Linked DNA regions of Mus musculus: regions 1 and 2 are each linked to region 3. Evidence: chromatin loops called from intact Hi-C (ENCODE). Cell type or tissue: heart. All regions are shown on one strand.

Region 1 (8,000 bases), 48 kb after region 3:
CATCCTCGGCCTTGGCTAGGGCTTGACCACTTCAACAAAGCCCCAAAGAGGAGTCGCTACACTTACCTAGAAAAGGCAATTAAAATCCACAACTGACTTCCTTCCCGTGTCCAAGGCGAGGGACAGTGCGTGGGTGTGTGCCCTTTTTAACAGCCGTAGACCTCTGGTGCACGTGCACTCTCCCCGAAGTCTCCAGCAAGAGGATTTGCTGCTGATGTTTTATTTTGTTGAGGCTGTTCAGTTTGGCTTCTCTGTATCTATTGACTGCCCTTTTTGAGCAAAATGAAGGTGTTTTTATAAAGCTTGGATGCCAATGAGAGTTCTTTTATGGTAACCACAATGCAAGGCAGCCATCCGCAGCATGGGAGAAGAGGTTCCTAGGGGGTGAGTCCCTGGCAGAAGTCCCTGGTTGGCGCAGGCAGCCTGGCCACCTGCCCAGGTCCTGCCACCAGCCCTGCAGCTAGTCAGGCTGATGAGTAGGCTCGTCCAATTTCTTCCTTCAGTTAGACTTTCAGTGATCTGTGTGCATCTGTAAAGGCAAACCAGAGAAAACAGCCCTAGTCAATAGTGTTCTCCTCACCATGTCCGATGCTGGCCCTTCCTGGGGCTCCTCTCCTCAGCTGCCTGGAGGCTTTTTAATAACCGTCTCTCTTTGTCAGCTAGTACTGTAGCAGCCTGTTCACGAAGTGGAAGTGGATGCACTGAGTGCGGTCCTGGCAGTTAGGGGTCTTTTATACACTGAGAACATTGTCAGATACAATTAAGGTTTACTCTGTTGCCCATTGGCAAATGTAATGATCTGAGCAGGTGAAAAGTCACTCTAGGCTTCTGTGAGGACAGAGTGGACGAGCGACAAAGGAGAGAGCCTTTTAGCAAGGGCGCATGCTCGCTAATGGTTAGTACGCTGTTGACTTTGTAAAAAAGATAAAATAAAAAAGGAAAAATGGAAAATGAAATTGTATATTTAATGAATGAAACCTGTACAATTTGCCCTGGGAGGAGGCCGTTTTCTATTGGGTGAGTGCGAGTGACCCTGGCCGACTTGGACACTCTGCGTAGCTTTATTTGAGTCTTCTCCTTGTTTCCCTTTTTGTTGGAGCTAATGCCAGCTGCGTGTCTAGTTTGGAGTGCAGATAGAAGGAGCAAGCCACACTTCTTTCCCACCCCCAGTACTTCTGTTTGTTTCTGTAGCAGCAGTGTACACCAATTCTCCTGTATATTGCCTTTTTGCTGGAAAATGTTGTATGTTGAATAAAATTTTCTATAAAAATTATAATCCGATGACTGCTGTGGAAGCCGAGGGTGACTGCTCCCCTGGGAGCTTTGCGTTGAGCCAGGCTTTCAGCCGCCACATGCTTTCTCACCTGGCCTTTTCCTTTGGGTGGCAGTTTTTATTTTCTTTTTGAGACATGGTTTTGCCCTACAGGCCTGAAGCTTGCTGTGTAGACCAGGCTGATCTTGAACGCACAGAGGTCCACCTGCCTCCGCTTCCCAAGTGTTGGGTTTAAAGGTGTGAGCTCGGCTCCTGGCTTCCCATTTGGAGCTTGAGGGGTAAGGGTTTGTAAGGTGTGGTGGCAGTTAGGAGGCTGGGGGAGGAGCGGCAAGTCAGCCTGTGCTACGCAGACAGACCCTGACAAGAAGTTGGAATGTAGCTGGCGCCACAGAACTTGTCTAGTATGTGCAAGGCCCTGGGCTTCATCCCCAGTATCTAAAGAAAATGCAAGCATCCTCAGGTGGAATTCCTTGGAGTCTGTATTCAGACTGAGGAAGTGTAGGGCCTCTGCATGAGGCGTCTGGGGGAGGCCACTGGTGTGCTGTGGGTTACCTCGGGCCTCCTGGTTCTGAGCCAGTCTGTAACCCGACTTCCTTTCTCTGTTGCACTATGAATTGTGTGCCTTCTGATAACTTATTGTATCCAGATGAGTGGGGAAAGCAGCACATCGTGGGGGGCCAGGTGGGCCTCGATCCTGCTGGGCCCTTTGGCCTGTAAATGAGAAGTTACAGGTAGTAACAGGCAAGACAATGAGGACTGCTCACCCAATGTTGGCCTTTGAACCCCAAGGTGTTCCTGTTTCAGGGTTTGTTGGGGTTGCTCAGACTTAGATACCCACAATTTTTATTCTCCCTTAAATATTAAATGACTATTTTTCAAATAACTTCTTGTAGTGTTTCTTGTGTGCCGCATTCATTTCTCCATTCCTTACCAGCTCCCAAAATACAGAGTTCATTTACCTGATTTAGGTGGAGGTAGAAGCAGATTTCTACTTCTAAATTTAAGTATTACTAAAATGTGAGAAACGGTTGTCTTCCAGCCTGCTCACTGAATCCCCTGAGGATGCCGTCGGGTCCCTTTGCTCTGTGACGTGGGTGTTGATGTAGGGGGAGTGTGACTTCAGTGAGGGCTTGCAGCCTTGGTGGCTATGTGATTCTGCTCAGGGCATGAAGCTGGAATGGTTGTGCATACCAAAGTGGAAACAGGGTGATGAGTTCAAAGCCATTCCTGGCTACGCATCAGGGTCTGGGATGCCTGAGACCCAAGCTTGAAAACCATGGGTCATTGGCCTCTGTGGTTTTCTTCAACACTAAAACTCCCTGTGGCTCCTCTGAGGCCATTCCCCCTTTAGCAGAGCCTTGATTGAGCCAACTGTCCCTGTGACCAAGCACATCTGGCAAGGAGGAATACCATATTGCTTTCCAGCTGTTTGTTAGGGTAAATGTGCAGTTACATTGATGAAGCCTGGCAGGGTGGTGATCCCAGCCACCGATGAGACTAGTCTGGGCTACATAGTACAAACCCTCTCTCAGAGTAAAACCCAAGTCTGGTTGTGCCACATGGGGAATAGGTACAGCCCTTCCTGGAATGGATGTCTGTGGAAGCTGATGAGGGACAGAGGTCAGGTGCTTTTGTAGGAATTGGGGCTGTCTTCATGTGTGGGGCCCTCAGCATGTTGTCCCTGTCCCAACCCTGTGCTATCAGACAGTAGCTGCCCCCATGGCAGAGTGCCTTGTGTCCACTCTCTACTTCAACTTCTGGCTGCCTGTGGCCAAGCACCAGGAATGGGGCTCAGTTCCTAAGGGAAGGGACAGTCACTTTAATCTGTTGCACATAGTCAGAGCCAAAGTCCAATGTCCTCATTGGCACTCAGTTTGATCCTAGGGACTGCTGAGATGCAGTTCTTACAACCTGCTGGCTTGAAGGAGCTCCAGGGGACTTCATTTCCCAGGTAGGCAAAAAGCTCCATCAGGACCAAATCTCCTTGTGTCCTTCAGTTTTACTGTTGGTGGACATGGGTGGTTGTGAATGAGACCTGCAAGCTGGGACCCTCTGCTTTGAGATCATTCTGAGGGCAAAACTTGGGTATGATAGTCTCTGTCCCTCCCTGCCAGGGGTCACTGGCCCATGTTAGGTTATGTGCCTGGTCTGGCTGAATGGCAGGGCTAGATGGCAGGTCCCAGCTTGTACCTTCAACATGTTTGGAAACCAGACTCCAAAAGGCCTCACGGTCTCTGAGGTGAGCTCACATGTCCTTTCCTGCCAACCAGGATACTGGGCTCTTGGATGTTCTAGCTCAGTTTTCCAGGCTTGGGCTTGCAGTAGGAGGAGGTGAGGGGGTTGGGAAGGCACCTTTAGGTTCGTCGAGGCTGAGGGGTAGTGTTAGCCTTCCAGCTAAGTGGCGTGCACAGTGCTAAGGGCGCATTAAAGCTGTCCGACTTCTCTCCCTGGCCCTAGCTCACTGTCCCCAGACCAGCTGCAGGGCAGATTTCCAAGGTGGACCTGCTGGGCAGGGCTGGCAGCAGTAGGCTGGGAGTGGGCACAGAGGCCTGCCATGGTGGCTGCTGATAGCACAGCCATGGCACGCCACACCCACCTGTCCACTCCAGTGATAAGGCTGTCACAGAGGGTGGGGTGACCGTAATCAGCACCGTCCTTTTAAGCTCACACGGATGCCGAGTAAAGCAGGACCTTCAGGCAGCTGCAGCACTGTGGGTTTCTTCCACTTTCTATGATATGGGCAAGCCTGGGGTCTGTGGGGAGGGGGGGCTCACGGCCTAGGCACTGTGGAGTTGAAAACTGAGACACTCTTGTCCAGGAATACAAGTCAAAGCCCAACATGTTGCATGGGGGACAGAGAGGGACCTGAACAGGGAAGGGAGCTTTCAGGTGAGCTTGGAAGGGTCATCCAAGGCTTGCTTTCTGTCTGAGGCCCACGCTGACTTGGCATGATAGTGTGATCTTGTATCAGGTCTATTTCTATGCTACTAAGGTTCGAAGTTCTGAAGTCCAGTTTCCCAGTATTCCCTCCATTGCAGGTGGTAGACAGGCTTGGGGGTGAGGGAACCCCTCAGGTCTGGAGAGCTGCCTGCTTTGGGCAGTGTGCCTCGCCCGACTTTCAGGCTTCTAGCAATCTCAGCCTGGAATGCTTGCTAGCCCACCCACAATGCAACTACCCACTCATCTACAGCTTTTATATCAAACTAATACAGGGAGGCAGACTTGAGTTTCTGGCTGCCCATGCATTCAGTCACCAGACCGCCTAGGCCTGGATTTCTACCTCTGTCAACTGGTGCAATGCTACCTCCCTGTGGTGAGTATGGGTATTACAGGGAACCCAGCACAGATCAGTGGCCCATGTACCTCATGTGCCTGTCATTTCCCATGTCCCCCTTTCTCTTATTCAGATAATTTACTCGTTTCTTCACCCTTTCTACTCATATAGTGATAGCTACACCAATATAGTTGGTTTTTTCAAAATTAAATGGAGCTCCAGTGTGGTAGTTCACACTTGTCAAAACAGCGGTCAAGAGGCTGAGTCAGGAGAGGATGGTGAGTGCCAGGCCTGCCTGAGATACATAGTAAGCTCAAGGCCAGCCTGGGCAATTTAGTGAAGTCCCTGCTACAAAATGAAAAGGAGGGTTTGGGATGTAGAGTGCTTGCCTGTCATACGAAGCCCCTGCTTCAATTCTCAGCATTGCAAAGACAAAAATCCAATCGTTCTGAAACTGGATTTCCCTGTCCCTCCTTCCTGATCTTGCCCCTAATGCTCATCCTACCCAGAAGTCTCACCCACGGGCCAGTTTGAGGTCTTTTAACAACCACTTCCTTCCTGTTGGCTTCTTTGCACCGTGACCTTGGGAAGGAGTCCACCCCAGGAGAGGACTCAGCAGGACCCCTTCCTCCCTCCCCAACTTCTCTTGTAGCCTCTCCCTAAACTTCTGTTAGATCTTAGGGGTGTCAGGCTCATGAGTCTTCCTGGAAAAAGCACTGAAGGGATGGGCTATTCTGGGGTGCATAGAGAGGGTGCTGCCTGGGTGGGGTCCGGAGGGAGGTAGCAAGCACTGCACATGGCTCCAGGTCAGCTCATTGAAAGAGTATGATCTGTGAGTTCCAGGGCAGCAACTGTTGCTGTGATAAACTACTCTGGTAAGAAGAATGGAAGGGAGAAAGGGTCATTTTAGCTCCCAGGCATCAGCTTGAAAGTCACCTGATACCCACAATCAGGAAGCAGAGATGGATAACTGCGTGCTGCAGCCCAGCTCTCTTTTTTTTTTCACTTAACCAGTCCGGGATCCCAGCCAGGGAATGGTGCTGTGCACAGCGGGCAGGTCCTCCTGCCTCCATAAATATGATCACACCTCCTCCACCACGCCAGGCAAGGCACCTTGCCTAGACAGGTCTGGATCTGGACAACAGCAGCAACAGATTTTTCTTTCTTTTTTTTTTTTAAAGGGCCAGGCATTTACTATGTAACTAAGGCTGGCAATCCCCACCTCAGGCTCCCAAAGAAGTATTGAATTCTTGTCCATATTAACTGCATCATTAACTGTCTGTTAGCCACAGGTGAGGCTGGTGAGGGCGCAGCAGAGTGTGGGGCAGGTGGAGGGGAAGAGACTGGGCGAATAGAAAGGCAGGCTGCACTGGAGACCCTCCCCATACACCCACTCCTGCAGGAGAGGGCTCTCGAGACCCGGTGAGGTCCCCCCATTTGTCTGTGTGTCTGCACATACGTGGGTGCACCTGTGTAGGTGTGCATGTACATAAGTGCACAGTCATGTGGAGGCCCAAGGTTGATGTACAGGATCATCTTACTCATGTAGGCAAGGTCCCTCAAACCCAGAGCTTGCTCACATGGCTAGTCTCACTAGCCAAAGCTTGCTCTGGGAGCCTCTTTCTGGGACTTGGAAGGCTGGGATTACATGTGTGCTGCCCGCCCAGCCAGCACTTGTGTGTGTTCTGGGGATCTAGGCTCTGGTCCTCACTTTTGTGAGGCAACTCCTCTTAATTACAGGGCCATCTTTCCATGCCAACGCAAGGGCTTTGTCGGCTGCCCGGGGCATCCAGGGGAAAAGGCCGAGGGGCTGCTGGAGAGGACAGAAGCCTAGGGAGGTGGCCAAAGGAAGCTCAAGCAAGCCTGGGGACAAAGCAGGCTGAGGAAAGCTGCTAGTGGGTGGCCAGAGGACATCTGCAGCCCTCGGGGCTAAGGATCCCAGACTGCAGAGACCCACGGTGAGGAAAGGACCACGCTCTCTTGGCACTGCGGTTAGGGCACTGGTCCCTGAGGGAGCGGGTGTGAACCTGGATGTGGGTTGGGGGATTATACAGATGAGGTGTGGCTAACAGGTTTTCCCAAAGGAGCAGAAGCTGGAGCTGATAGGAAGAGGCTAGGAAAGAGGTGGCTTGGCTGGTGGAGCTGTGGCATCTATAATCAGTTAGAGGAGTCTTGTGCTCCAGCCCTCCTGAGGAAGATACCAACTAGCACATGTTGTGACCCAAGCTTACGTAGGTACCATCTATGGTACATGGACAGAACAGAGGAGAGTGGAGGGTGTTTACCATACTCTTGATGAATGGGTATATGGGGGGCGGGCACACATACACATGCATGCATACGTGCATACATATACACACATACATGAACACACATACATGGACATATAAACGCATATATGCACATGCACTCATACACACATATACACCCTGATGTTGCTTTATTGCTGTTTATAGTCATAATCCCAGGCGATGGAAGTAGTAGATCTGGTGATGGCACATGGGGCAGGAGTGGGTCACATCCATGGTGCTCCGTATGCAGAAGGGGATGAGACAGCAGCCCAGGAAGCACCTGCAGCCTCAGAAGCAGTGTGTGTTCACCTGAGTAGGTCCCTGTGCTGACCTGCACCCTCGTCACACTTCTGCGTGGGTCTCAGTTCTTTGGGGGCAGTTCTCCAGAGCTGGGCTGAGAGCTATACTGAGCCCTCTGTTTCTTGGCAGTAGCAGTGATGGCGACCTGTGTGGAGCCATTTGCCCTGCAGGTGGGCATTGTCCACCCCACCCCCATCCATTGTTTCAGCCACCCAGCTAGAGGGCAGACTACCCTGAGAGAAGAAACCAAACCCAGTCTGGGACCTCCCTTTGTCCCCAGTTCTCTCTGCACTCGGCTAACCCACCCTATCTCTAGCAGGTTCCCACTACTTACCCAAACACAAAGAGGCCACTGCACAGCAGCCAGGTGAGGAGGCCTGGGGTATAGGTGGTCACTGTCATGATACGGTTCCCACAGTAGGGACATACGGCCTGCACTGGGATCGAAGTTGGCATATAAGGTATGCCAGTGAACGGGCCTGGGGAATGGAAACAGGGAAGATGGGTCAGATCAGAGTAAGTTCCAGGGGAGCCAGGTTTACACGGAGAAACCCTGTCTCAAGAAACAAATACTAAAATCCTCCAATAAGTTTGCAGTAGAGAAAGGAAGATATCTCAGAAACTCTAGGTATGGCACCATCTCAGGTGAGCAGTGTGAGGCCCAGGCTCACCAGAGAAGGTGCTGTCTGCTTGGTGACTGGCCTTCTGGGTGCCTGAACATGAGACACAGGGAGGGGAGGCGGGTTCCTTACTTACCTGGTGGGACTTGGTTGTACACAGGGTAAACTCCAGGTGATCCTGGTCCTCTTGAGCTAGGAGGGTAGGAAGAAGGTGGCGTCTCCCTGGACTGCCTAACATCTGA
Region 2 (8,000 bases), 91 kb after region 3:
CAGATGTAGAACTCTCTCTCAGCTACTTCTCCAGCACCATGGTGACAATGGAACAAACCTCTGAACTATCAGGCAGCCCCAATCAATGTTGTCATTTATAAGAGTTGCTATGGCCATGGTGTCTCTTCATAGCAATAGAAATCCAAACTAAGACACCAGCCCTATTTCTTTTTTTTTTTTGAGCAACATGTAGAGATGTAGTAAAGAACTCCCAAGAGTGGGGAGGATCGTAGGGAGGAATATCCCACACCCCACTTTTTAGACAGTGTCTTATGTAACCTAGGCTGCCCTTGAACTTGCCATGTAGCTAGTGATGGATGATCTGGAGCCCCTGGTCCTCCTTCTTCTACCTCCCAAGTGCTGGGGTTACACCTTGAGGCACCATGTCTCACTAGTCATAACATTTAACATCGACTATTTGCTAAGATGATGGTATGTGTGTGTGTGTGTGTGTGTGTGTGTGTGTGTGTGTGTGTATACACACACACACACAGACACATACATACTAGGGAACCTGGGTGTGTTACTAATCACTGCACGTGCCTCACCGTTTCTGCCACACCTGCTGTAGGAGCATCTAATGGTAACAAGGGCTGGAAAGGAGCCCAGCTCAAAGGCACTTGCTCTTTAGAGAATCAAATCTGCTCCTGGGGCATCTGGTTTGCTAGTGAGCTCTTGAACAGACTGATGTCATGAAGAGAGGACACTGACAGGCTCTGAGATATGCTCCATGCAGTCTCACTAATGGCTCAGGAAACCTGATGTATTCAGAGGCAGACTGCTCATTCAGGCCTGTCATGATCACAGGAAATGGAGCTGACCAACATGTTTCAGTTATTCCAGGGAAGATGGCTAGATACTTCTTAAAAAATTATGTCTTTAGTTTTAGATCTAAAATAATAATAATAATAATAATAATAATAATAATAATAATAATAATAAATACATATATATTGTGAAGAACGGGTAGGATAAGCATGTATGTAGGTCAGAGGACAGTTTGTTTTGGGGTGTCCTGCTCTGCCAGTCTCTGCTTTAGTCCCTTGAGACAAGGTCTTCGGATGACCCTGGCTTTATGGAGGGCCTGTGAGCCCCAGTGGTCCTGACTCCGTCCTCCACAGTGCTTAGAGTGCAGTGTACATGGGACCAAGGCTAACTTTCTATGCGAGGCCTGGGGATGTGCACTGAGCTTTCCACGCTTGCACAGCCAGCCTTTCCTCTTCCTCACCCGCCAGCCCTGTAGCGTGGACTTCAAGCACCACAAGCAAACACACTTGCTTCTGTATTCATCCAGCTTTACACTTTCAAACTGCAAGCTTCCGATGCTTTTAAAAAATTATGTGTGTATGTGTCTTTTACAAATGTGTATGTAGCCGGGCAGTGGTGGCGCACGCCTTTAATCCCAACACTTGGGAGGCAGAGGCAGACGAATTTCTGAGTTCGAGGCCAGCCTGGTCTACAGAGTGAACTCCAGGACAGCCAGGGCTACACAGAGAAACCCTGTCTCAAAACAAACAAACAAACAAACAAACAACCCCAAAAAACCAAAACCAATGTATGTGTGTGTATGTAAGTTGTGCATGTAACGTATGTAATGCATATGTGCGTGTGCACAGCTAGCATTCGACAGCTTTCACTACCACTCTCCACCTATGAGTCCACTGCTCAGTATTCTAGAAGAGCCTCTCTGTGAAGGGTGAACTCACCTTTTCTTAGGGAGTTTAATGTTTGCAATGTAGCTCAGACAGTAGTTGATCAGGTCTTGGATCACATCCTCCCCCAGATGCCCTTGAATATTCTAGGCAAACAAAGCATGAGTTATTTGATACAACAGGAAGTACTTTCAAACGGCTCATGGCACATGCAGCTATCCTGCTAACACTGCAGAAGGCACCGGCTGACCTAGCAGGGACAATGACACACCCGGATGTCCTTTCCCCTCGTTCTCTTTTCTGCTGGTGAGAAACATTAGGTAAAACACTGTGCCTCCGTCAGAGGCCGTCTCAGCTTCAGCACTCAGGAACCTGGACCTCTTTCACAGCTCCTCGGAACCTGGGCCTCTTTCACAGCTCCTCGGAAGGGCCAGAGAGCTCAGTGCGGCGGCTCTTAGTGCTAAGTACAGCTTCTCTTTCACAGCCCCTGCCTGGGTGAGTGGCCTGCTCTAGCTTTGGCTATTGTAATAGGCACGCTGGACTCCAGCAGCTTTAAAAGGCCATTATAAAGATGCAGTCACTATCTGGAACAAGCCACAGCTGCACAGGCAAAATTCAAATTTAACAAAGAACACACTGTGAAGATTCCCTCCCTCCTGCCCAGAGGCAATCCATCCTTATCTCACACAGTGTGCTCTTCTCTGGTCTGTTTACTTTATTCTTTATAAACGGGACTCTCATTAAGCTGCCCAGGTTGGTCTTGAACTCACTTTCTAGCCCAGGTACCTAAGATGCCTGGCTGTCCCAGGAGGGCTGGCTTACTTATGGCGCAGTAGCAGTCATCCAGAATGGGCTGCATTTGTAAAAACTTACCTGCTTACACAATAGCTTCCCATCTTTGTACGCTACCAAGCCATTCTCTGGAAACACATAATCGTATTTCTCAACCACTACAACCAAAACAAGATAAAGCTGAGGGTGCGTTGAATAGAAACCTGCCTTTCTCTTCCTTCCTCAACACCCACCACCAAGGACCTGGCTAAGCACCTAAGACCTTGGCAGCCCTTCTCGTCCAGAGGCTGGGGACTGCCACAGCAGCTTTGGCTGTAAGCCTGAGGGATGACAAATGAGCTGCGGGTGGACCCTGCCTCCAGCCTGTAAGGTAAGATGCTGGCCCATGCCTGCTTCCAACTGCCATGAATTAGCACCAGGAACAAAGTGGAAAGGACACAACCACACTCTGCTCTCAGGCTTGCCAGAGCAGAACTGCTAGGCTCCATTTGTTTTTTGTTTTTGTTTTTTAAATATTTATTATTTTTGGCTAGGCCATGGTGGGGCGTGCCTTTAATCCCAGCACTCAAGAGGCAAAAGCAGTTGAATCTCTGAGTTCGAGGTCAGCCTGGGGTACACAGAGAAACAAACAAAACCCAAATACATCCACATATTATTTTGTGAACACATGTACACATCATGGTGTTCATGGAGGCGGGGTCAGTTCTCTCCTGTGCGGGTTCTGAGTACTGAACTTGTGCTGTTAATTGCTTTTACCCACTGAGCAATCTCCCAGACCCCAAAATATTTTTTTTATAAAAAAATAAAAATTTAAATACTGTTTTAAAAGATGATTCTTACACTCATTTCGACTGGAAGACTAGCATATAACCCACAAAAGATCTGCCTGCTACTGCTTCCCCAGTGCTGGACTAAAGGCACGTGCTCCGGTGCCTGCTTGTTTGTTTTTGAGACAGGCCCTCATGAAGCCCATGCTGGCCTGGATCTCATTACACAGTCTAGCGCGTCCTCAGGCCCACAGCAAGTCCCCAGAGTGCTAAGGTTACAGGCGTGTCCACTAGCCCTGATGGATGATGCCAGGTGAGCTCTCAACTGGCTTCCAGGTGAATGTTAACTCTTGTTATCCTCCCTGAAGCACAGTTCTGCTACAGTGACAGAAAACCTCTCAGAGCATGTTCTTAACTACAGCACTGGAGCCAGGGATGGCAAACACCTCTGTGACAGGATTTCTTGGGCTGAATATGCCTCTTAATGTTGCTGTGAGTGTTTCTAAAGTGAGTACCTCCGAGGAAGATGAAGTGGCATGTGTCCTGCAGATGCAGAGACGACTTCCAGTGATCTGACCCACAGACTTGCACTTTCAGATAAGACATGCTGAGTCCCAACCATGGCAATGTGATCCCCAGGACACACCTGGCAATGTCTGGAGACAGCCTGGGCTGTTACACTGGCTGAGTATGTGTGTGTGTGCACTCTACTGGCACCTAGTGGAGAGGCAAGAGATGGCCTGAAGCCTGCTACAGTGAACTATCCTGTCTAATATGTCCTTAGTACTAACCTGACTCTGGGACAACAGTGAGGTTTCTGTCTGTTTTAACCTCATGTCAGTTTTTAAAGGAAAAAAAAAATGTATTCTATGTGTATGAGTGGTTTATCTGCATGTATGTGTGTGCACCTTATGGGACTGGAATTACAGATAGTTGTGAGCTGCCATGTGGGTCCTCCATAGGAGCAGCAAGTGCTGTTAACTGCTAAGCCATCTCTCCAGCCTTGGCTTTTTAGCTTTCTGAAGACAGGGTTTCACTCTGTATTCCCGTCTGATCTCAAAACTCCAGACTCCCTTGTCTCAGCTGCCCAGGTGCCTGGTTCACAGACATTCCACACTACAACAGGTAGTGAAGAACTCTGTTTGTCAATCTCTCTGCTCACTGCTTCTCACAGACTAGCTACCCCAGAGACCCTGGGAAAACAGAGATAAATAACAGTCTGCAACATAGACTTAAGTTTAGTCTTTAAGACAGTGCTCTCTCTACCAGCAGGTCAGGCACCAGAATTTTGGGAGGGGACACTTGCGAAAACATGATATCCAGGTCCTAGAGACCCACTGTTTCACCATCTCCAAGAAAGAGGCCAGAAGACTCTCCAGCTAATGCCTGTCACTCCAGCACCCGGGAAGTGGAGACAGGAGATGAGTTTGAGCCCAGCCTGGGCTACAGAATTACACCCTATCTCAAAGGTTCTCTAGCTTGCCAGTCCTGTGTGTGAAGACTGGTGCTAGGGGAATCTAGTGCCTCTCATGACTAGGGAACCCTGGAATACACCGGGTCAGAGCAACAGGGACAATGTACTGAGACCAGAGGTATCTCCTTATCTGAGTGTGTGTGTGGGGGGGGTGACAGCCAGGAGGTGGGGCCTGGGCTGAAGTGACAGAGAAGTGACAAGGTTCCGCAAGCACAGACACAGGCATGCACACACGGCAGGGAGAGTCTATCTGTACACCTGAGGGAAGGGTCTGTCAGAGATCACAGAACTTACTTTTATATGACTAAAGCAAAGGCCAAATAAGGGCAAAGAAAATGTTTTCCCAGAGAAGGCAGAAAGTGTGCTCCATGGGTGATGGTGGCAGGTCTCAGTATCCTCAGCATTAGTCGTGGGCCGGAGTACAGTCAGCACTTACCATCATTTCCCAGTTGCTCTTGCAGTTTCTCAAAATCTGACCCACCTACCACTCCAATTTTGGTCTTCTGCCTCAATTTTTGTAGAAAGCCATCCATTTCTTCTGTAATTTTCTACATATCAGGAAGGAAAACAGGAAGATTTTGAGTCACATAATCAAATGAAAACTGCAAACTAATCCAGCCTACCCTGAATCAGCAAGCTAATTTGCCTCACACAAGCCCAGCGGTATTACTAGGCCTGTAGAAAAATTTAAATATTTAGTTATTATTTGGGGCTATTAACCTTTTTTGTTTTTTTTTCCCCTTTCCCCACTTTCTTGTGTGTTCGTTTTCTTTTGAGTTTGGGTTGTGTTATACTGCCTGGGCTAACCTTGAACTCCTGGCTAAAGAACACCCCCATCTTGGGGGTAGCAGTACCACGCTCCTTTGTTCCAGGTACCTGTCAGTCTGTTATCCCTCTGTCCCCACAGGAGCAGATAATGTATGGTTATGGAGCTATTCTGTCCTGGGTTATGACTTGCTTTTTTTATTCTGTGTTGTGGTGACCTTTTTATACATAGATTTAGCTTATTCTTTTTTGTTGGTTTTCTTTGAATATATGTCTGTATACCACATGCATGCAGTTGCCTGAGGGCAGAAGTGGGCACCAGATCATCTGGAACCAGAGTTACATATGGTTGTAGCTACTTTGTGGATGCTGGGTCCTCTGGAAGAGCAGCCAGTGCTTTTAACCACAGCACCATCTCTCCAGCCCCATAATCGTTTGTTTTTTAAAGGTGTCACAAGCCTGCAATACCAGTGTTTGGGAAATGGGAGCAGGAAGATCAGGAATTCAAGGCTACTTGGATTTCCTAAAAATGTCTTTTAACAGACAAACAAACAACTAGGGGTCTGTGCTGGCTAGATTTATGTCAACTAGGCACAAACCACAGCCAGTCATCTGAGAGGAAGAAATCTCAACTGAGAAAATGCATGCATAAGATCGGGCTGTGGGCCAGCCTGTAGAGCATTTTCTTAATTAGTGATTGACGGGAGAGGGCCCAGTTCTTTGTGGGTGGGGCCGTCCCTGGGTTGGTGGTTGTAGGTTCTATAAGAAAGCAGGCAAAGCGTGGAGCACGCTAGTAAGCAGCAACCGTCTAGGGCTTCTGTATCAGTTCCTGCCTCCACATTCCTACCCTCACTGCTTTTGATAAGGAACAGAGATATGGAACTGTTAGCAAAATAAACCCTTTTCTCCCCAAGTTACCTTTTGGTTAGGTGTTTCACTGCTGCAGGAGGTAAGCCTACAGCAGGGCCTTAGGATGCATCTTTTATACTTTTTGTTGATTTGGTTTTATGGGTGCTGAGGAGTCAGTGCAGCCTTCTGCATTCTAGGCAAACACCCCACCACTGAGATGCAGCCCCAGCCACATTTCCCCAACTTCTTGTTTGTTTGTTTGTTTGTTTTTGAGACAAGGTTTCTCTGTGTAACAGCTCTGATTGTCCTAAAACTCACTTTATAGACCAGGTTTGCTTTGAACTCATAGAGATCCACCTGCCTCTGCCTCCCAAGTGCTGGGATTAAATGTATGCAACACCATACTTGGCTTTCCTCTCAACTTTTGACAGAGAAATACTGACTTACTAAAAAAGAACTAGAACTTTGCTAGTTGTCTCTTTGGGCCACTGAATTAATCCCCAAGTGGTTTGCTACATCAGAATGGTTGATAGGGAAGACTACAAAATTAAAGAAATGGAATTCTAACCACAGCAAAGCAGTCCCACCTTCAGCAGAAGGGCAACTCAAGCTTTGCACGCTGATGAGCCACATGGCACTGTGGTCAGCCAACGTGACACATCCTGCTGTATCCTCTCAATTCACAGGACAATTTCCTTAGCTCTGTGCCCACCTGAGCTCTTTCTGTAGCTTTTTTCTCAGCTTAAATATCGCCAAAGTGAAGAGGTTGTGAAAATACCTTTGATGCTCATGCTTACCAGCTGATTTCAAAAGTGAAACAGACAACCAATCCTGAGAATTATAAAACAATATAATAAGCAGGTTAACACCTGAAAAATGGAATTGAGGTGAAAGAAAAAGAATTATGGAAGGTATTTCAGAGGTGGCAACAGCTGTGGATTCCAGGAGGCATCAAACAGACCTGTGTGCCATTAGACCAATAACTAAGTATTACTGGAGCAGAACACTGACGCTCTATGTCGGTGTTCCTGTGGCTTCTGTCCCACAGAGAGTTAAATAGCTGTGACAGAGACTATGTGGCCTGCAAACCTCAACATACTGACTCTCTGGGCCTGGGGGCTAGCTTAGCAGGAGTGCTTTCCTAGCTTGTTCAAGCTGTTGGGCTCGATCTCCACAACCAACAAATAAATGTGTGTGTGTGTGTGCGTGTGTGTGTGTGCGCGCGCGCTTCTGCCTTGTACAGAAGAGTATGCCAACTCTGCACTATGGTAATAGAATACTAGTGAGATGTGACTCTGAGCATTGAAGGGCGGTACCCTTGACCTTCATGCTGAGAGGAAAGGGGTGAAGTAGCTCAGTGACCCTGGTTTAAAGTCACTCAACAAGAGCAAACACACAGTGACAGGGACTGGGCTTCTCTGTTCATTATTTTTGTCAATGATCTCTGTGAGATTTTCCAGGATGCCACAGTTGGAAAATGATTCATGAAGCTGTTAGGGCCTGAATCCATTTGTCTTCTTTTGTTCTGAATCTTATCTCAAGTTACGGGGTAGGGAAGAAAGCACCCAGGAAGACAGACTTCTATACAAACAGGGAAATGTGCAAACCTCTGGGTCCGTGCTAATCACGTGGAGCCTACAGAGGCCATATCCTGTTACAACAACCACAATAAAAGATAACCTGTTCTTCCTCTTCCAGATT
Region 3 (8,000 bases):
TACACTTTGCCTTATTGGATCTAGGGTGCAAAAGAGTTAAGTTTCCCACGTATTTGCCCGGGTGAGAATCCCGGGGCCGGTTACGGGCCGTAAAACGGCGCCGCGCCTTGGGCTCCTTGTCCAGCCCAGTTCCCGCGAGCACCCCTACCCTCAGCCGGAGCCCCGCGGCCCTGGGCTGCGCTCCGCTGCCTCACAGAGGAGACCCCGGCGCCCCGCTCCAGCAGGGCTGGCGGGCGGGCGGCCGGCGCGCGGGGTGGGTGCTCCTCGGTGGCGGCGGGCGGGCCGCTCCCTGCTCCGCCTCCCGCTCCGCCTCCCGCTCCGCCCGCCGCCCGCCCTCGTCTCGTTCGCTCCGCTCTCGCCCCCCATGCGGATGTGACATTTCACGCCGCCGCCATTTTGAGAGCGAGCTGAGCCGAGCCGAGCCGCCGGGCGCCGCGTCCGCTGCCGGAGCCCCGACGACGACGCCGAGGAGGCGGAGGCCTCAGCGCCCCGAGCGCGGCCAGCCGGTCACCCGCCCGCGCAGCCTCAGCGGTCGCCGCCGCAGCCCACACCCGGGCCCGCAGGCTCGCCGCGGCCCGCCCGGCCTCCAGCCTTCCGCGCCCGGTCCGAGGCGGGGCTGACTACGCGGCCCCCGCCCGGCCGCCCTCCGCCCCCGGCCGGCCCGCGGCCCCGCAGCCCCGGCCCCGGCGGCGGGAGGCGGGCCCTGCGGCGGCGGCGGCGGCGGCGGCAGCGGCGGCCGCAGCGAGCGAGGAGGCCGCCCGGCTCGGCCCGCCGCCGCCCGCCCGCCTCGGCGCCGAGATTGGGCGAATCGCGAGCAAGTACGTGCGCGTCTCCCTGCCGCCGCCGCCGCCGCCGCCGCCCGCCGCGGGCCGCCCCGGGGCCGCCGCCGCCGACGACGCGCGGGTAGGAAGAGGAGGAGGCCGCCCCGCCGCCGCCGCCGCCGCCGCCTCTGCTAGCAGCCGCCCGCCCGCCGGGCCCGCAGCCCGGGCCTCCGGCCGCAGGCGAGGCCCAGGCCGCGGCCGACATGAACCACCAACAGCAGCAGCAGCAGCAGCAGAAAGCGGGCGAGCAGCAGCTGAGCGAGCCCGAGGACATGGAGATGGAAGGTGAGGCCCGCAGCGGGGCCGGCGCTTTCATTGTGGTCCGGGCGGCCGCGGGAGCCACGCGAGGGCCTCGCCATCTTTAACCAGGCCGGGCTGCCGCTCGGCCCCGCTCGGCCCGGCGCTTTTGCCGGGCCGGGGCTGCACAGTCATGCGGCCCGGCGGGGGGTGGCCCCGGACCCCCGAGTTCACGCATTGTGCAGCGCACGGGCTGCTGGGCACAAAGCGCCGGAGTCGTAAATTAGGATCGAGGTGTGTTGGCTCCGGGTACCCAGGTTGGGAGGCGGGCCCCGGGGACCGTCCTCTTTCCGGGGTGTGTGGCTCTGGCCAGGCTGGTTGGGCCTGCTCCCCGGCCCCTGAGCTCTTGGGGTGGGTATGGGAGCGGGTGCGCAGGTTCCCCTGCACCTGCTTCTGAACGCGCCCCCGGAGAGCCTCCCCCCAATAACTTCCGAGCGCTCTGCCGGGCGTCGCGCTTAATTGCGGAGACACCTGCAAGGCGCGCAGCTGCCCTCAGCCTTTGGACTTGCTGGGAAAGTACTCAGGTTCGCCTAGTTTATAAGTTACCTGGGCTTGTGGAGGAGTTTGGGTACCTGGCTGTAGGTGGTGCCGTCCACGTCCGGCTAAAAAGTGTGCTTGAAACTATGGAGTTCCGCCGCACATGGCTGGCCTACTGCAGAAGCAGATTAAGTTCTGGAGGTAACTATGTTTTCTACCGGAGCCGCAGGAATTTATCTTGGTACTGGATTTTATACTGTTTGTAGAGCTTCGCTATCAAGGTTTGCTGTGAAAGCGCAGTGGAGGGACTCTGGCTTCGGGATCTCATGCTGGGTTGGTCATTTTCTTTTCTTTTGACTTGGTACTTTAAGTGAAGGCAGTATGCGCGGTTACCTGCCCTAAAGGGGTCAGACAGGCAGGAATCCCAGTGAGGGGCAATGAATGGACCGTTCAGCAAGTGATAGTGGCTTTCATAAATGAATGAAGGTTCCTAGGAAGTTGGGGTAAAACTGTATTTGTTGTGTATGATGTAGCATGCTCTAGGCTAGGAATACTGACTCTTGACCCCCCCTGTGAATAACTTGATGGTGATCAGTGGGAATCAAACAATTGTCTGACCATGCAGCAGAGGGAAAAAGGCCCTAGGGGGCCGGGGGAAGGGGGAAGCTGAAGTTCATGCCAAGGACTAGGCTGTTTCTCTTGGCCTCAGCAAATCAGTAATTTCAGAGTGTCTGGCAAGTGCGATTAAACCAAATAGCTGATGGAACTCACCTTTGGGAGATTAGTGTACTCCTTTTATGCTATAATTTCATGCACGTCTAAAGTGGAGAGTTGCTCGGAACGTGAACATCCGTTTTCCTTTCAAGTCTTCCTCACTGCTCCTCTAGGGCTTTGTGAGAATAAGATTGGACAGCGCTGGGGGGGGGCATATTTCTGATACAGACTGTATCTGGAAAAATGTCTATGTCCAAAGTTTTGACGAGATTAGGGTGGTGGAAGATCTTCACAGGTTTTTTTACCCATGATATCCTGGGCTTCATGCTTGCTTCCCAGAGTTTTCTCGTGAAACTTTCATTTTCTATCAAAGTTAGTATTTGAGTTTTAGTGTTTAATGGGTGTTGTGGCTTTCAGTTTTCTATTCTTGCGCTAATTCTGTAGAAAATGCAGTCTTTCAGGGCTGTGGCCATGTGAGCTAGTATAGTGCTTTGGTGTGGGAGTGCACGTTAGACAGTCTTATTTTAGCTTTGCACTCCGCAAATAGGGTACTGTGCTGTTGTCAATTAGGATCAGGAAGGGTTGATAACTTCTTCCAAAGTCCAGAATAGCCGAATTTAGAGTTAACAACTTCGGTAGGTCTCACAAGCCGGGCTGCAAATGGGATCTAGACCGGAGCTAATGGCTAGCACCATTATTTACTTGGGTTTGGTAGAGCCAGCAGCTGGAGGGGGTCAGAGCTATGACCAGCTTGGGAAGGAAGGCTTTGTGAGGCGTATCCTGTCTGCCTTCCCTCTAGGGCAGGGTGGTTTCGATGGAGAGGGAAGCTGGGAGACTGGTTCTGTTGGTTGTAATTTCCCCTCCTATCGGTAGTCAGGGCTAGTATGCTAGTATGCGGTCCTGCCTCACTCTGTCAGAGTTACATTTGTTCTTGAGTGACCACACAGTGCTCATACATCCACTAGAGAATTGGTTATTTTAAGTTCTTAGGAGTGCTGAGGAAAATTAGGAAGGGAAAAATATGGGGAGAGAGAAAATGAGGGTCTGTTTACTGGTGGTGTAACCACAGCCTGCTGTCTGTAAGGCCGGGAAAGCAACTTGTCTTGCTTCTTGCTGGGAGGTAGAGGCAGAGTATATCTGACTGGGGGTGAATTTATTTGGCAGTTCATTTATTGTCTAGCTTCACTGGCCCATTATCTGAAGAGGTGGCTTACATATAGGTGGCTTACATATCTGTAGGTTCTATTAAAGACACACAAGCTTTGCTGTGTGCTTTGCTTGTGGCTCACAGTAATCTCCCTAACAGGAGAATGTGCTGTTCTCTGGGTGACACTTCTGCACTCGAGCACTGTTTCTTTCAGAATGTAGTATTTGAGAGCTGAGTAAGTGGACAGACTTGCTGTCAGGAGCAAATGTGTGACCACTGCAGCTTAGGTAGGCTTTGGTTTGTGGAAGAAATATTTTTTTTTGTTTTACTTATTTTTATTTTATACGCATTGGTGTTTTGCCTGTATGTATGTCTGTGTGAGAGTTCCAGATCCCTTGGAACTGGACAGTTGTGAGCCATCCATGTAGGTGCTGGGAATTGAACCCAGCTCTTCCAGAAGAGCAGCCAGCATTCTTATCCTTCTGAGCCATTTCTCCAGTCCCAGTGGAAGAATTCTTGCTGTGAGCATCACCTCAGAGAGCCCAGTGGAATCAGCCCTGGCCCAGAAATGTGTCCCTTTGATGCCAAACAATCGGGTCTGCTTGCTGCAGAGTTGCTCTTTTCAGCCCGTGATGCTCCCAGTCTGTCTTCTCAGCCTTTCTGCCCACAGTCCAGGGATAAGAACACCGATAGGGGAGAAAGTGCACCCTTACCCTTACTTCTGTTTTTCCTGTGGAACTAGGAAACTAGGCAGGTCATTAGGTTAGTTCACAGTTGGGTAGTCCTATGGCAGAAGAGGCTAGAGGTTTACTGAGAATTTGTGTTTAGTTGCTGTGTGACCTCTGCCTGTTTAAGCCATTGATGCCTCAGTTTCTACATCCTATGAAAAAGAGGTCATGCAAATCGGCCAAGGCTGTGCTGAAATCAGTGCCACCAGGCTTGTCAAGGACAGGCACAAGATAGAGCCATCGATGTGCGCTAAGTGTGGGCTGACTTGGAGCTGAGGTGAGGAAACAAGGCACGCAGAAAAGCCTGCTTGTAATTATACATTGGCAGAATGAGAGTAGGAGGTAACAGCATCAGTTTAGGTGTAGTTACTCCTGCACCCTCACTGGGTCAGTCATAGTCTTTATGTAGTGTTGGGGACCAACCCCAGGTTTTCCTGCAAGCCACACAGTTTGACTGAGTTACACCCCCAGATTTCCCTATACCTGTTTTTGAGCCAGGTTTTCTGCAGCTGAGACTGGTCTCGAGTAAGCTTCTGCTCTTTCTGCCTCTACCTCCCAAGTGCTTGGACTCTCGATTAATGACCAACTAATCCCGGTATTGATGTCCTGTAATAGGGATATGCAATAGAAAACTAAATGTATGGCAGGACTGTGTCTTCCTGGTGCCTGGAAACCCTTGTTCAGGAGGTCATTGGTACTGCCTTGAGGCAGGCTCCAATTGGAGTGCAGTCTGGGCTTGAGGATCCTGCACGCCTGGGTGCTGGGATCACCCGCTTTGCACCAACACACAGCTGCTTTATTGTAGTGTTACTCCTAGTGACTGAATACTACTGGGTGGCGGTGGCGGTGGCGGGGAAGACAGGTCTCACCAGACCTCTAGACTTAGGAGGGAGACTATGTTCTTGCTGGGTTCCCACCCACATTCTCCTATCAGGTTTTCCAGGCACTATCTTAAGTGGGACCCTTGTTGGGACTTTGGCTGTAGTGTGTGTTTGTTCTCTTTCTTTCTTTGTCTCTGTCTCTGTCTCTGTCTGTCTCTCTCTCTCTCTCTCTCTCTCTCTCTCTCTCCTCTCTGGTTTTTCAAGACAGGGTTTCTCTATATAGCCCTGGCTATCCTGGAACTCACTCTGTAGACCAGGCTGGCCTCGAACTCAGCACCTGGAAGGCGCTAGGATTGAAGGTGTGTGCCACCACTGCCCGCCTGGAATAGCTCTCCTTATGGTCTGTTACTGCCAAGCTGTCTACCTATGGGACTGTTAGACCTGCCCTATGAAAAGGAAGGGAAGTGACTCATAATAACACCAATCATAGCTGGGCAGGTGGCACCTGTTGTCCTGTCTAGCACTTGGGAGGCAGAGGCAGAAGAATCACAAGTTCTGAGTAGTTATGGGCCAAGTATTGAAATTTCCATTTGGTCTCCCATAAAACACCAAGCAAGACCTCAAGCCATTTGCATGTCGTGTTCCTAAAGAGCTTGGCAGGTCATCTGAGGTAAGGCCCTGGAAAGGAACCAGTGGATCCTTTGCTGTACCTGCCTTCATCCAGCCCTTTGCAGACCTGGCTTGGAAAATGACCATTTCAGGTGCCTCTGGATTTTGCGAGATAAGTTTTTTGTTTTTTGTTTTTTTCTTAAGATTTATACATTTATTAATTATATGTGAACACTGTAGCTGTCTTCAGACCCTCCAGAAGAGGGCTCAGATCTCTTTACTGATAGTTGGGAGCCACCATGTGGTTGCTGGGATTTGAACTCAAGGACGTTTGGAAGAGCAGGTGCTCTTAACCACTGAGCTGTCTCACCAGCCCTGGAACTACAGTTTTTAAGGAACTTAGTCTGGGCAGAAGTGCAGAAAGCTGGTACCTGGCAGGACACTCATTATGAAAGAGGGTGGAAGAGCCATAAGCAGTTGTGATAGCTGCTGACCTTGTTGTCATTGCTGTGTATAGGGAAAAAAGCCTTTTCTGCGCCTTCAGCACCTCCCTTCTCTAGACCACCTATAAGGTCTGCTGAAGGCTTTTGATGGCTCTGTCTCTTTCTTTTAAAGATTTATTTATTTTATGTAAGTACACTGTAGCTGTCTTCAGACACCCCAGAAGAGGGCATCAGATCTCATTAGGGATGGTTGTGAGCCACCATGTGGTTGCTGGGATTTGAACTCAGGACCTTCAGAAGAGCATTTGGTGCTCCTAACTGCTGAGCCATCGCTCCTGCCCTTGATGTCTCTTTAAGTTTCCTTTTGTTATTGTTTGTAGTTTTTTAGAAGAGTAATAATACTGAGCCAGGGAATTGCTGCTCATTCCTCAAGTGGAATCCTGGGCAGCAGGTGTGTGTGTTTTCACAGTGGCCGGTGGTGAATTTCACCTGCTTCATACTTGCTCGGAACCAATTTGGACTTGAGAAAGTTGGAAGAAGGAAGGTTTTCAGGCATCGTGTGTTGGCTGTATATGCATGGCCAGCAGGGAGTTAGATAGATGACATTGTTAGCCAGAAGCAGACCTATGGCAGAGGTTGGGAATTGAAGCTTCTTTTTTTTTTTTTTTTTTTAAAGATTTATTTATTTATTATATGTAAGTACACTGTAGTTGTCTTCAGATACACCAGAAGAGGGCACCAGATCTCATTACGGGTGGTTGTGAGCCACCATGTGGTTGCTGGGATTTGAACTTCAGACCTTCGGAAGAGCAGTCGGGTGCCCTTACCCACTGAGCCATCTCACCAGCCCCCGAATTGAAGCTTCTTACTGCAAAGTCGTTTACAGAGTTTCTTAGGGCAGTATACTGCAAGGTATAGTACACAAGGTGATGGATACTCAGAATAGACTAGCAATTACCCAAACAGGACGAGAAGAGGGATGACCAGGAGAAGCCCTATCCTGGGAACAAGAGTGCTTGCACTAGAAGGAAAGGTAGGCAGCAAGGTGTCTGTTATCAGAGATGGGACTGTGTACCCAGCCCACCCACTTTTCCTGTGTTTTCTGAATGGAATTCTTATTTCTTGCTCAACCCCTGAGGTGAGGGTGGAGGTCACTGCTGAGACAGAGTTGTTGGTAGAGGCCCAGATGTCCTGTCAAACTCATGCTATCAACTCACAGGTGCTTCAGATCTATTGGTGTTTGGAACCTGGGAGCCAGCGGGTGTGGTGTCCTAGTTTCAAGCTGATGGGTGGGCCTTCATTCTTTTGGGTGACTGAGAATGGAAATTTACGGAGGAGAGTTGTGTGTGGTTTTTAGGCTTGCTGCTGACTAGTAAAACCTGGTCCTTCGTTCTGATCCCATACCAGTGCTAAGTAAGGATCCTTGACATTCTCGGCTGGGCAAGCAGAACTGTAGGCTAGGCATCAGCCCCAGAATATGCTCCCTGGGAGGGTCTGTTCCTGATGAACTGACTGTTGCTTCCACGGTGCTGAATCACATGTGCAGGGTGGTTTCTCCTGTGGCGTAGTTACACCCGAGATGTAGCCACAGGGATTTGGGTGGTGAATTGACACAGACAGGGTTTCTTTCTCTGTGTAGCCCTGGCTGTCCTGGAACTCACTTTGTAGACCAGGCTGGCCTCTGCCTCCTGAGTGCTGGGATTAAAGGCGTGTGCCACCGGCCCATGGCACCTTCAGAAAAGGTTAAGGAGGCACCACAAAGAAGCACATGGTACTTCTCTGCCACATGTAGGCAGAACAACTCTACCATCTAACAACCCTCTAGAAATTGGCTGTGGGCCACTGCCTGGGTCGCAAGTGTGTTTCATCAATATCACTTTGGGGAATAAGTTACATTTGAAAACTCTTAATTGACCCCAGCAGTTTCTGTTTTAAAATGAAAA

Evidence for each region. Peaks named below come from ENCODE experiments on the same cell type or tissue, not always from the same donor. Only the 100,000 strongest peaks of a DNase experiment are listed, where the experiment ranks them.
Region 1: it touches region 3 in a loop (2.3-fold over the local background); 2 of 42 quality-filtered maps call a loop at or near these places.
Region 2: a loop joins it to region 3, with 2.5 times the contacts of the local background. A loop is called at or near these places in 2 of 42 quality-filtered maps.

The regions. Positions count from the first base shown.
Region 1 is chr16:8,682,876-8,690,875 of GRCm38, reverse strand. Gm5767 (predicted gene 5767) reads right to left here. Exons shown (of 4, transcript NM_001324517.1): 2 at 7,895-7,996; 3 at 7,473-7,617; 4 at 6,971-7,118. The coding sequence ends at 7,004. It overlaps Usp7 (ubiquitin specific peptidase 7), which reads left to right. Exons shown (of 31, transcript NM_001003918.2): 31 at 1-2,154. The coding sequence ends at 96. Among named protein-coding and RNA genes, the nearest start is that of Gm5767, 6.1 kb to the right of the region's middle. In heart, a CTCF peak has its summit at 4,592; DNase peaks (open chromatin) are centred at 423, 3,925 and 4,565; H3K27ac peaks cover 1,372 bases.
Region 2 is chr16:8,639,971-8,647,970 of GRCm38, reverse strand. It overlaps Pmm2 (phosphomannomutase 2), which reads right to left. Exons shown (of 9, transcript NM_016881.3): 2 at 5,122-5,233; 3 at 2,526-2,602; 4 at 1,707-1,798. Among named protein-coding and RNA genes, the nearest start is that of Tmem186, 6.3 kb to the right of the region's middle. In heart, a CTCF peak has its summit at 3,943 (motif pointing left); no DNase peak of the experiment used is centred here.
Region 3 is chr16:8,731,310-8,739,309 of GRCm38, reverse strand. It overlaps Usp7 (ubiquitin specific peptidase 7), which reads left to right and starts at 968. Exons shown (of 31, transcript NM_001003918.2): 1 at 968-1,106. The coding sequence starts at 1,025. In heart, a CTCF peak has its summit at 3,154; DNase peaks (open chromatin) are centred at 279, 1,109, 1,299 and 3,079; H3K4me3 peaks cover 3,588 bases; H3K27ac peaks cover 2,719 bases.